Linked DNA regions of Homo sapiens: region 1 is linked to region 2. The links are chromatin loops, found by intact Hi-C in ENCODE. Cell type or tissue: adrenal gland. All regions are shown on one strand. Links, peaks and the distances in the headings refer to the core of each region. The heading gives the core; the rest is flanking DNA. Region 1 overlaps HEG1 (heart development protein with EGF like domains 1). Region 2 holds the start of MIR5092 (microRNA 5092).

Region 1 (5,319 bases), core at 320-5,319, 150 kb before region 2:
GGAAAATAATTGTTTATGGCGCCACTGTGGGCATTCTGGCCTCCATTCTTCTGGTTTTGTTTCTGTGCATTTATAATGTGCAAACAAACAAACACAAAGGATGGGTAATACTGCACATGCTTTTTTTTTTTTTAACCTAATAATGTATCATGATGAAGGTTTTGGTGGTGGTTGTTTATTCTGTTTTTTGAGGCAGGGTCTCACTCTGTGGCCCAGGCTGGGGTGCAGTGGTGCAATCATAGCTCATTGCAGCCTCGAACTCCTGGGCTTAAGGGTACCTCAGCCTCCCATAGTACTGGGATTACAGGTGTGAGCCACTGCCTCTGGCCAGATGAAGGTTTTTTTGGGTCATTGACAAGCATGTACATTCTGTTTCCCCAAAGAGAGCAGGAACTTTTCAGTGGAAAAAGAGTGATTTCTGCTTTGTCACATCAGCTCCTATGCCCCTCCCCCTCCCACATCAACACTGGATAAAATAAACAGAAGGAGCTGCATGCCAAGGACCAGGTGTCTTCAAGGCTTGTGTACAGGACTCTGGGTGTGTGTGTGCATGTTTGTACATGCATGCACACATAAAAGAAGATGCATGTGCACAAAGGTCTTTGACTTAACACCCATGCCAAAAATAGGCTCTGTGAGGGCCTTTCCTGGGCCTGAGCCCTGGATGCCTTGCATTTCCATCTTAGGTCTGTGCCTAACTATATGGGTAGGATCCTCCCAGAGGGCTGCCCTCTTACCTCTAAAGATCCGCCTCTGAGATCCCAAGAGCTGGCAGACCTCAGCAGAGGACTTGCAGGAGTTGACACATTTCTGCATCCTATCAGCCAGGTCAAATAGCGTCACATTGGAGGCCAGGGAAAAGGTTGTTTGCAGTGAGATCACCACCGCGTTGGACTCCCTATAGGCAAAGTTTGTGGGTTTTTAACAGCCCTGAAATGACACGTGGGTCCCAAGGCTTTTGGAAATGAATGTCATCGCCATTCACCAGTGACGGGATGGGAGAGCATGAAGGTCAGTGACCTTGGCCCTGGATTGCCCCATGGCTGGGTGAAAACAGCCCGGTTTTGTTGCTATCACCCATGTTAGAACAGCCTCCCCTTTGTACAGACTAGTTCACAAGCAAATATAATTCTGTTACTTACCTAGAGGCGTGAACTGTAGATCGGATGTAACTAGGTAACGCTGAAAAACACATATTTAACTGAAAGGAAGAACAAGCCTGTCGTTAACAGTGAGTTAGACAAAAGCCTTGGACCTAGAACCAGTTTCCTATTTTCAGGATAAAACAGGCATTTTCCAGCCATCAAGTTATCAGCACGCGGCTTTGCACAGAAGTGGTGTCCTTTTTTTGTTCCCCTCTTAAATGCCTTTCTGTTGTTCCATGAGTACAAAGAGAAAGAGGCAGAGAGTAAATCAGTGGGGAAAATCTTGGCAGGAAATGATGTTCAGAATAGCACCCTTGGATGCAAAACATCTTCAAAGAAGCAGCTCTCTTTTAAGGCCCAGGGTTTCAAACAACTCAGAGGCAACTGTTTATTTGGACTCTGCATAGTGAACGAGCTGCACTGGAAAGGCTCCTTTCAGCTACTCTAGGTCTGACAGGCCCTACATAGACGCCTCATAATCTACAATGAGTTGACCTAACTCAAAGACAGGTCTTCTTCAAAAAGGCTCTCCGTGAGAAATTACATTATGTGGGTCAAGAGCCCCTTTGTTGAGAGCAAATTAAGAGCTACTCTCCCTATGTTTGCCTTGTGCCCTTGGAGACGGCAGAAAATCCCTCTACAGCATGAAATATCAGGCCTGCTTCCCTGCTACCCTGCACAATAGGAGCTATCGAGACTCCTTTCCCGGAGTGGAGGGTCTCAGTACTGGGCCCAGTGCAGATCCACCTGTGTTCAAGGCCCATGTATCAGATACATGCCACTCTGCAGAAGATGGAGGCAAACATGGGACATTATCAAACCCTTTCTATGACATCAGTGTATAGCCTAATAGCAATGATTTATTATTGTTGTTTTATTATTAACCTGTTTTTCCAGGTTTGGTAAACAGAACACCTCGGGAAAGAACATTTGAGTGGCTTCCTCAGCCAATGATGGATTAATCTTCACTCTTTCTTGGGGACAGGTATGTTACATCACCAGTAAATTATACATTGATACTGGGCAAAAAATAGCAAGTCAAATAAGTCACTGAGCGCCACGTAATGCAAAGGACTGCACTTCTGCAAAGGGTTCTAAATCCCTGTATTATCTTAGCAGGAGATATCCACCTGCAGCACGACCAACAGGCAGCTGTGGCGAAGGGACAAGTATAGGATTAGTAGACATAAAATTCTGCTGTGTAGTAAAGAATTTAACCTTGGCCCCAGGGAAGTCAGGCCTTTGCTCTTGGATCCTGGGAGGCCATCTCTAAGCCCTTGGAATGTGCTGTCTAATAAAAACTTCTTTGTTTACCTGGGGGTGCTGGGCCATGCCAGAGAGTCCAACAATGTGATTTATGGTGGGGTTGGGTAACATGGTATCAGCTCAACCTCTAGAGGGGCTGGAGATTGAGGTCAGCCACATGACAAAGCCCCAGTCAAGGCTCTGGAGAGCTTCCGTGGTTGGCAGTACTCCCTGCATACTGGACACACTGTTGCCAGGAGGAGTTAACACTGTGCATGACTCCTCAGCGGGACGACAGCTGGAAGCTCTGCCTTTGGAACTCTCCCGGACTCTCTGCCCCGTGCATCTCTTTCCTTGGCTGATTTTAAGCTGTTGACTTTCACTGTAATAAACCGTAGCTGTTAATATAATCGCTTTTAGTAAGCTCTGTGACTCCTCTAGTGAATTATTGAAACTGAGGGCGATCTTGGGGATGCCTGAACTTGAAATTGGTATCAGTAGTGATGGTGGTTTAGTGGACTGTTCCCCAACTTTGCACCTGCTCTGCGTGGACTCAGGCAATGTCATTCACTTCCAGACCTCCCGGGGTTCTATCTGCAGATGTGCTGGCAATGCCTGTTACAGGAGTGCGCCATCTGACATCGTCCCTATCATGAAGTGAATGCTCAGGAGATAGAGAAATAGAACTAGATCCGTATTTTACACAGATAAAGTCCAAAGTCCTGTAGAAATGTATAATTCCTAGCTAATATACTAACTCTTATCCACAAAGAACAAGTAACATTGAGATTGGAAATCAATTCATCTCTAAAGTTTTTTAATGGCAAATTTCAATTTTCTGAACCTAGAGTTTAAGAACTCACTGTATAGATGAGTCAAATCTCTGACTCAGATAGCAGTTGAGAAGCAAAGTTTATTATATGAGCTTCATTTTCCTGTCTTCTTTCTTCCTCTCCATTTTCCTTTTTAGTTGTTTCTGTTTTGGGGGGTTTCTTTTGTTTTTGAGACAGGGTCTCACTCTGTCACCCAGGCTGGAGTGCAGTTGTTCGATCACGGCTCACCACAGCCTCAACCTCTGGGGCTCATGTAATCTTCCCACCTCAGCCTCCTGAGTAGCTGGGACCACACGTGCACGCCACCAACCCTAGCTAACTTTTGTCTTTTTTGTAGAGACAGGGTCTTGCCATGCTGCCCAGGATGGCATTTTTCTTTAAAAAAAAAAAAATTCTGATAAAAAGCGGGCAAAGAGGGAAAGAAGCAGAATCAAAGACCCCTCGGTCATCTATACAGTGAGTTCTCAAACCCTAGGACATCAGGATTAACTGCTGCACCTTTGGCATTCCTTTGAGGAAAAAGAGTATCATTTCCCTAAGTTCCAAAATACAAGAGGAAAGTCACACAGCCTGTTAACAGCAGATGGGACCGTAAGATTTTTCTGGGTCTTTCCTCCTCACCAACAGCTCCTGCTGATGCCTGTCATCAGCATGTCTGTAACTATGAGTTTGCACATGGAAAAGAAACACAAAGGTGCAGATAAAGACTGTGCATGAGGACACATTTGAAGAAACTCTTCTACTGGGCACAAATACCTCACTTCCATTTCTGAAAGGCTTTTTCTTTAACCAAGAAGTTTCCCTTCCAAATATAACAAAAGTGAAGAGCCCAGGAGACACAGCTGACCGCTAGGCAGTCCCCTCTTGGAATAAAATCTGTTCTAGGAAACAAAAGACGAGTAGAAAGATGCCATTCAGGACACTTACCGTTTTGGTGATCTCATTTTCAACTTCTTGTAGGTCTGAATGTTTTTCCACAGTTGTATTAAGAAAAGTTCTCTTTAATTTAAACTCTGTCACGAAGGTTCTAACTGAAAATGAAAATGTAACTTGTTAGATTACACAACAGAAGAACCTATGCAAGGCTGTGTGTTTGCACATCTCTGGGGTGTCCGGCTTTACTCCACCTCACAGGACAATCTCTGCATTTCTTTCTCCTTATGGGTGAAGACTCCCTCTCCCTCTTCTAGATTTTTCTCTAGCAAAGTGAGCATCTACTGGACTGTGCTGAAGGCTTAGATTGAGCAAACTTTTGAGAGAGAGAGAAACTCCAAAGAGCCTTTTTTGTATGTGCAAGGCTGCTAAGAGGAGGAGCCTTAGCAATGTCCCTAGGATGGCCTCCCGCACAATAGATGCCCAAGAAAGCTGCTACAAAGAAGAAAGATGAACAGGTCTAAACAATGTCATCCTAGGAGGAGGGAGGGAGATGTGTTAGACACTAAAAATGCTCCTCAGGCCTCATCAGGCTTTCGACAGAGGAAAGCTCTCGTCCTCTGAGGTCTCCAACTGAGTCATGCCCACCACTTCAAGGGGGTGCTTCAGTTTCCTCTTGTCCTTAGAGCCACACCCATCCAAACCCCATTCCTCTTGGTCAGAGGAAATTCCCATTTTATCATTGATAAAGGGGGCTTCCAGAGGTCAGGCAACTTCCTAAGAAAGCTCACCCAGGCTCCCAAGGGCCACCACTGGCATTGGAGCGTATGCGTGTCCATCTTCAAAGCTCTCCTTTCCCCTATAACCTCTGTGCCCTGAGGAATCTGATATCCTAAGGACACCCAAGGGACTTGAGAGAAAGAAAGGTGCCAAGCATGTGTCGTGGGGCTATACTCCATGGGGCTGCCGACTCCATGATTATAAGCCACATAATGAAAACAGCCCATATTCAAGACACTGTTGGGTTCGGAAATGAAAAAAAGCAGCCTCATTTTCAAGGCCCATTTCACTCATAAAATAAAATTCCAGTTAACATCAATTTGTGCTGATTGAGCCTGAGGGGAACGGGACTTACAAATGGGCAGGCAACCAAAATTTAGTATGGTGTGTTTTATTGCTGGCTCTTATCTTCCTTTATATTAAATGCTTATCTTTCCCTCCGG
Region 2 (5,377 bases), core at 174-5,173:
AGGACAGCCACTTGCCAACTCGCTATGGGGCCCAGAGATTTAAAGGCAAATGCAATCCCCAGGGAGATGTCTAGAGGCTGCCCCATTGCCTAGTGCTGGCCTGGGGTGTGGGCACCTATGTGTTGGGGTTAGGTCAACCCTGTGGCAGAGGCCTCAATATTTCTTCAAAACACGTCCCTGAAGATGAAGGTGCATGCCTCAGTCCCCAGGGAGCATGAAGATCCAGGCAAGAGGGACATGTAAGTTGGATTGCGAGCAGGCCTGGAAGCTCTAGCACTGGCCTTGTCTGGGCCCTGGAGTGAGGGTAGTGGGGAGAAGAGTGGGGTGGGGGGCCCACGTGGGTCCTTTGTATATTATTTAACTTTCAAATTTGCAATTTGGGGCATCATCTCCTGCCAGCCTCAGGAGGCGGCACTCTCCTGCCAGCTCCACCTCTGGGTTCACTCCCACCCCCAACCCTCGGCCAGCACTCACAGGCTGCTCGCACCACAGAGCCCACTCTCTGCATGCCCACTGTCAGCCCAGGACTTCCTGCCTTGTTCTCTGGGTCTGTAGCTGGCTGCCTTGCTCCCCACCCAAATGTGAGTGACTTGAGGGCACATATCCCACTTTGTGCTTTATACAGACCCACCATCCTGCCTCCTACCCCAGGAGGTACCCCCAAAATGGTGAAGCCAGAAGTGCCTTCAGGGACGCTTCTACAGTCACATGGAGAGTAATCTGCAAATTCCCCACAGCCAGGGGACACCTGCCACGTGCAGTGAGAGGAACACAAACCAGCAGCGGGGGGGCACAGGCAGGATGTGTCGGCCCACCCCTCAGCGGTCACCCATCGCTTCCTCGGAACTCCCAGCTGCTCAGGGCTGAGGCGGGCGAGGCTCAGAAGTGTGGAAGGGCCCTCCCCAGCTGGTGACTGCATGTGGCAGGCATCCATACCCGGAACGCCCAGCCAGGGAGTCGGGCCAGCCCATCCCTCCTGCTCACAGAGTCACAGAGTGGGAGCAGACTCGGGGGTCGAAGCTGGGCAGCGCTCGCTCGCACTTCCTTCTGCAAACTTGACCAGGTCCCACGGCCTCTTCAGCCCATGGCTCCTTTCTCTGATCCCCAAGCCAAAGCCAGCAAATGAGAATAATCCAGTAGAGACAGCTGGGTTTTGGGATCAGGGTAGGGGCTCAGAGCCAGGGGTCTGGGATTCTGGTCAGTCAGTTTTTCTTCATCAGAATCAATCTCAGAACAAGAGGGAGGCCTAAGGCATGCCTGCTGCTGGCCAGGGGTGATGGGGACCACTGCCCACAGAAAGCCTTCTAACAAGGGCTGGATCCAAACAATCAAGGAACAAGGATGCCTAAAGCATTAGTTTCTCATCTAGCCAGAGAAATATTAAATGTGCAACTCACATAATTTTACAAACAAGAACCACCAACATAAAATAAGTGGAATATTGAAAATATTCAACAGGTAGAACAAGTCAAAGAACATGCTTTGCTTCCTATTCAGGCCAGGAAGGGAGAGAAAGAGAAGAAATGGAAGGTGAGGAGGGATGGGGAGATGGCAAAGTGGGGGCAGAGGGGAAAAAGAGAGACAAAAGGATTGGGGAGAAAAAACAGAGAGAGAAAAGCATAAAGGAAGAAAGGATGAGGCACAAAGAAAAGAGGAGGGAGAGCAGGTGGATTTTGGGGAATGCTGGACAATTGGTCAGGCTTGGTCTGCAGAGGCTCAGAAATCCTTACCTGGACATGAGCCTTTGTTTATAATTCTTCACTGTTCTAACCCTGAAAAGTACCTCTGTTCTAATCCTTAATCTTTCCCCCTTCAGGTCAAGAATGCCTTTGAGAATCTGGCAGTAGTTCTGAACCCTGTCCTAGAAAAATACACTTATTTACATACAATTTTGCATGCAACTTCAGGGGCTCAAGGACTCTATGTTAAAAATACTTATTCTAGAAGCTCCACTCTGATTGGGAGACCCATAATGGCCAAAGCAAAAACACCTCAATTGCCAGATGAAACTAAAATGAGGGTGGGATGTGTTGTATTCAAGTCTTCACATTGAGCTTTAATCATACCATTGGCTTCAGTGACAGAATTTAGGGCCTAAGCACCTTCTCCTGGTTACTACCCCAACAGTCATATTGGAAGCAAGGCTGGTTACTCCAAGGGGTCCATTGTGTACATGGATGGTTATTTCGCAGTAAGGGGCCTGTCAAAGACAGGTAACAATGTGTGAGTCAAATTAACCCTTTACAGATCAATAGGATTAGTAAATCCCATATACGTAGTAGTTTCCAAATCTGAATGTACATAAGAATTTCCAGTATGCTTACCTAAAATGTAGATTACTAGTCCAAAATTTGAGAGTATGGATCAGACTGTTTTTCTAATGAGTTTCTAGATAATTCCGATACAGGAAATCTCCAAACCAAACGCTGAGACACACTGTTCTCAGAGAACATTGCAAGCCTGAGAGGCTGAGCTTCTGGTCCCACAGGTCAGCTGATTATCTACTCCTTGCAGTGCGATTCTTGTACACTAGGGGGTAGGACTGAGCACATATACAAGGGCACCGCAAGACGAGGTTTGGACTACTGCATCAAAAAGGCTACCTTTACAGGGGAAAATAGAATGAGCAATGCAGAACATGAAAGGTAGAGTGCCAGGAGAAACCTTCCAAGGGCCTCGAAGACAGTAGTTCCCAGAGCTGACTTAAAAATCATGATAAAAAACTACCTGGAGCACTTCTTACAATCCAGATTCCCGGGCCTCAGGCTATTAGGAAACGCGCTCACACACACACACCAAGTTTCCTCAGGGATTCTGATACACACGCAAGTATCACAACTTGTTTGTTTATGGCACTTCAAGCCCAAGGGTATTTTGATCACTATACCAGACCATTATCATAAAGACGCTTCGAAAAACTAAAGTGCCCTTATAATTCTAAAGCAAAAAACAGTGAACATTACCAGGGTTTTCTTCTTCTTTTCTCTTCCTCTTCCTCCCCCTCTTTCTTTTTCATTGAGGAGGCTAATTGGAGAAGGTGGGCCACGCTGGAATGCCCTGAATGGGTTCCAGATGGTGAAGTCATTGGCCTCTTGGCCCAACTGTTCCTCCCTTTTCCCTGGAGTGCTGTACAAATATTATCATTTTCTGGCTGTGCAGTGACATAAAAATGGTTGAGAGGCTCTAGGTCAGGTGTAAAAGAAACTCATGGAAAGGGAAGAACAGCTCGGTCCAAAAGAAATTGTGGAGATACTTTCCGATTCTCTGCAAGGTGGAGAATCCCAAATCAGATGCCAAGCTCAGCGTGGATTGGTTTGGGCTCATCATGTTGTCCAGTCCCCACTGGCTTTGGCATCTGATCTGGGATTGTGAGGGGGTGCGGTAGGTCTCAAGAGAAATGCTGAAGGGGCAGCCCTGCTTCCGGCTGCTTAGCAGAGTGGTGGCGACAGGGAAACCCAGGCACAGATTGCAGATCCTCCGCCCAGGGAGGATGACCACGATAACAAGACTGTCTTACGTTTATTTAGAATCTTCCTTTGCCAAGGCAATCGTATTTATAGTAGTTGCTCATTTTGAGTATAACTTTTTAAAAACATTTTGATTTTCTGAAATTTGGATGTCTTACAAGCAACATGAGGACTTAATGTAAGGCTTTTTTCCACCTGAAAATTTGGTGTGAATTAAAATTGATGGTGACTTGGAATTGAGGAAATACGTTTTATTACATCATTTAATCTCTAAATAATCTGTGAGGCAGATATTATTATTCTCTATTTTCTAGAGGAGGAAACTGACGCTTAGGTGATTTCCCCAAGGTCAAGGATTGAGAAAGTGGCAGAGCCAGGACTAAAATCCAGGTTCCAGTATTTCTTCCCTGATAATGTCTGAGCAGATTTGTTCATACACTAGGAATTTGGGATTGCAGAGTAATTGCTCCAGAACTGCTCCAAAAACTGGCTGCCACCCACAGTTACTGGGGCAGAGAAAGCAAGAAGTGACTTTCCTTTTGCTTCAAGTAGAAATTTGAGGGAAAAGAAATAGAAATGTATATAGGTTTGTATGGTGGCTGTTTGTTTGCTTTAGGCCATAACAGAAGTCCCTTGATTACTTCAGGAGCTTCAGAATGTACCATGCTCATTCCTCATACCACGATCACCTCTGGTACGTGTGAGTTTAAAATGGTGCTCATTCGGTCATTACAGATTTACTGTTTGAATTTGTTATTTTATTTACTTTAGAATGCTTTTCATTTTTAGCAATCAGGATTCTAGAGTGTCATATCTTTAAAAGTCTAGCATTTTTATTTCTGCCAGTTCAAGAGGATGCAGGAAGAAGTTTAACAGAAGAAACCGTCTTCAAAATAATAAAACCCCAAAATTATTCTCTACAATATCCAGTAAGTGCTGATTTTCTAGAAAACAGTTGGCAGGGGGAGAGAGAGAAGGAACCACCCCTCCCCCCAAACTCAAAGAAAAAATAACTACTTTGGACATATTATTTCTAATCCTTTAAAAAACACTCTTCCAGGAGGGTATTTCTTTCCATTAGACAGATGGACAAACTCAAAGGGTTTCGGTGACTTGCCCACAGCCACACGGCTAACAAGAAGCATGTGTTCTGATAGCATTAATCAGAAAAGCATATATTGCTGACATGGATTCCCTGTTTCATGAGGGCAGGGACCATCGCTATCCTATTCTCCGCTGTATCCCAAAGCCTACCTCCTGGCACCCCGTAGGCTTTGATGACTACCTATAGGGTGGGAGGATGGGAGGAAGAAAGAAAGGGAGGCGGAACAGGTGTGTGTGCAGCCAGGCGCTCCGTCCACCCTGCCACTCCTCTTCTTTGGAGACAGTGCTCTGACAATCTGTTCCATCAACTCCATTCTCCTGCAACTCTCATCACACTTTCACAAGCTGCGCAGATTACGTTTCCTAGGACTGTGTCCATCCATCTGCCTCACTGGATGCTGATCCACTCTGGTGTGTTTCCCAGTCAGTCACTCAGCAAAGTGCAACCGAGAGCCAACCATGTGCCCGGTACTTTCCAAGATGCCAGGATAAAACGGCAATAATATGGGATTCCTGTGCTTGAGGTTTTTACAGCCTGAAAAACAATGACCTCTGCATTTCCTACTCAGCACCGCGTGCCATCAACATCCAAGGTATGGGGATTTTCTGTAGCTGCCTATCAAACTCTCTCAGCTACCACCAGTGCTTCTTTCTGCTATATCTGATGCCTTGTTTTGTTACTTTCAGAAACACCAAAGGATGGCCGCAATTGAGGGACTCTTCTCAATAGCATGTTCTTGTGCTTCTTCATTTAGGACACATCTCCCATGCTGGGAAGTACAAGACAAATACGAGGAGTTGGGCAA

Evidence for each region. A loop is a pair of places that touch in the nucleus more often than their neighbours do. Peaks named below come from ENCODE experiments on the same cell type or tissue, not always from the same donor. Only the 100,000 strongest peaks of a DNase experiment are listed, where the experiment ranks them.
Region 1: it touches region 2 in a loop (2.0-fold over the local background); 34 of 110 quality-filtered maps call a loop at or near these places.

The regions. Positions count from the first base shown.
Region 1 is chr3:125,001,115-125,006,433 of GRCh38, forward strand. HEG1 (heart development protein with EGF like domains 1) reads right to left here. Exons shown (of 17, transcript NM_020733.2): 9 at 4,151-4,254; 10 at 1,143-1,201; 11 at 738-898. Among named protein-coding and RNA genes, the nearest start is that of HEG1, 52 kb to the right of the region's middle. RefSeq lists an enhancer at 217-1,416. In adrenal gland, for the core only: no CTCF peak of the experiment used is centred there; a DNase peak (open chromatin) is centred at 2,568; H3K27ac peaks cover 2,486 bases.
Region 2 is chr3:125,148,186-125,153,562 of GRCh38, forward strand. All of the region lies in intron 5 of SLC12A8 (solute carrier family 12 member 8), which reads right to left. MIR5092 (microRNA 5092) reads right to left here and starts at 3,367; the gene lies at 3,280-3,367. RefSeq lists enhancers at 656-745, 856-1,045, 1,066-1,135. In adrenal gland, for the core only: a CTCF peak has its summit at 2,541 (motif pointing right); no DNase peak of the experiment used is centred there.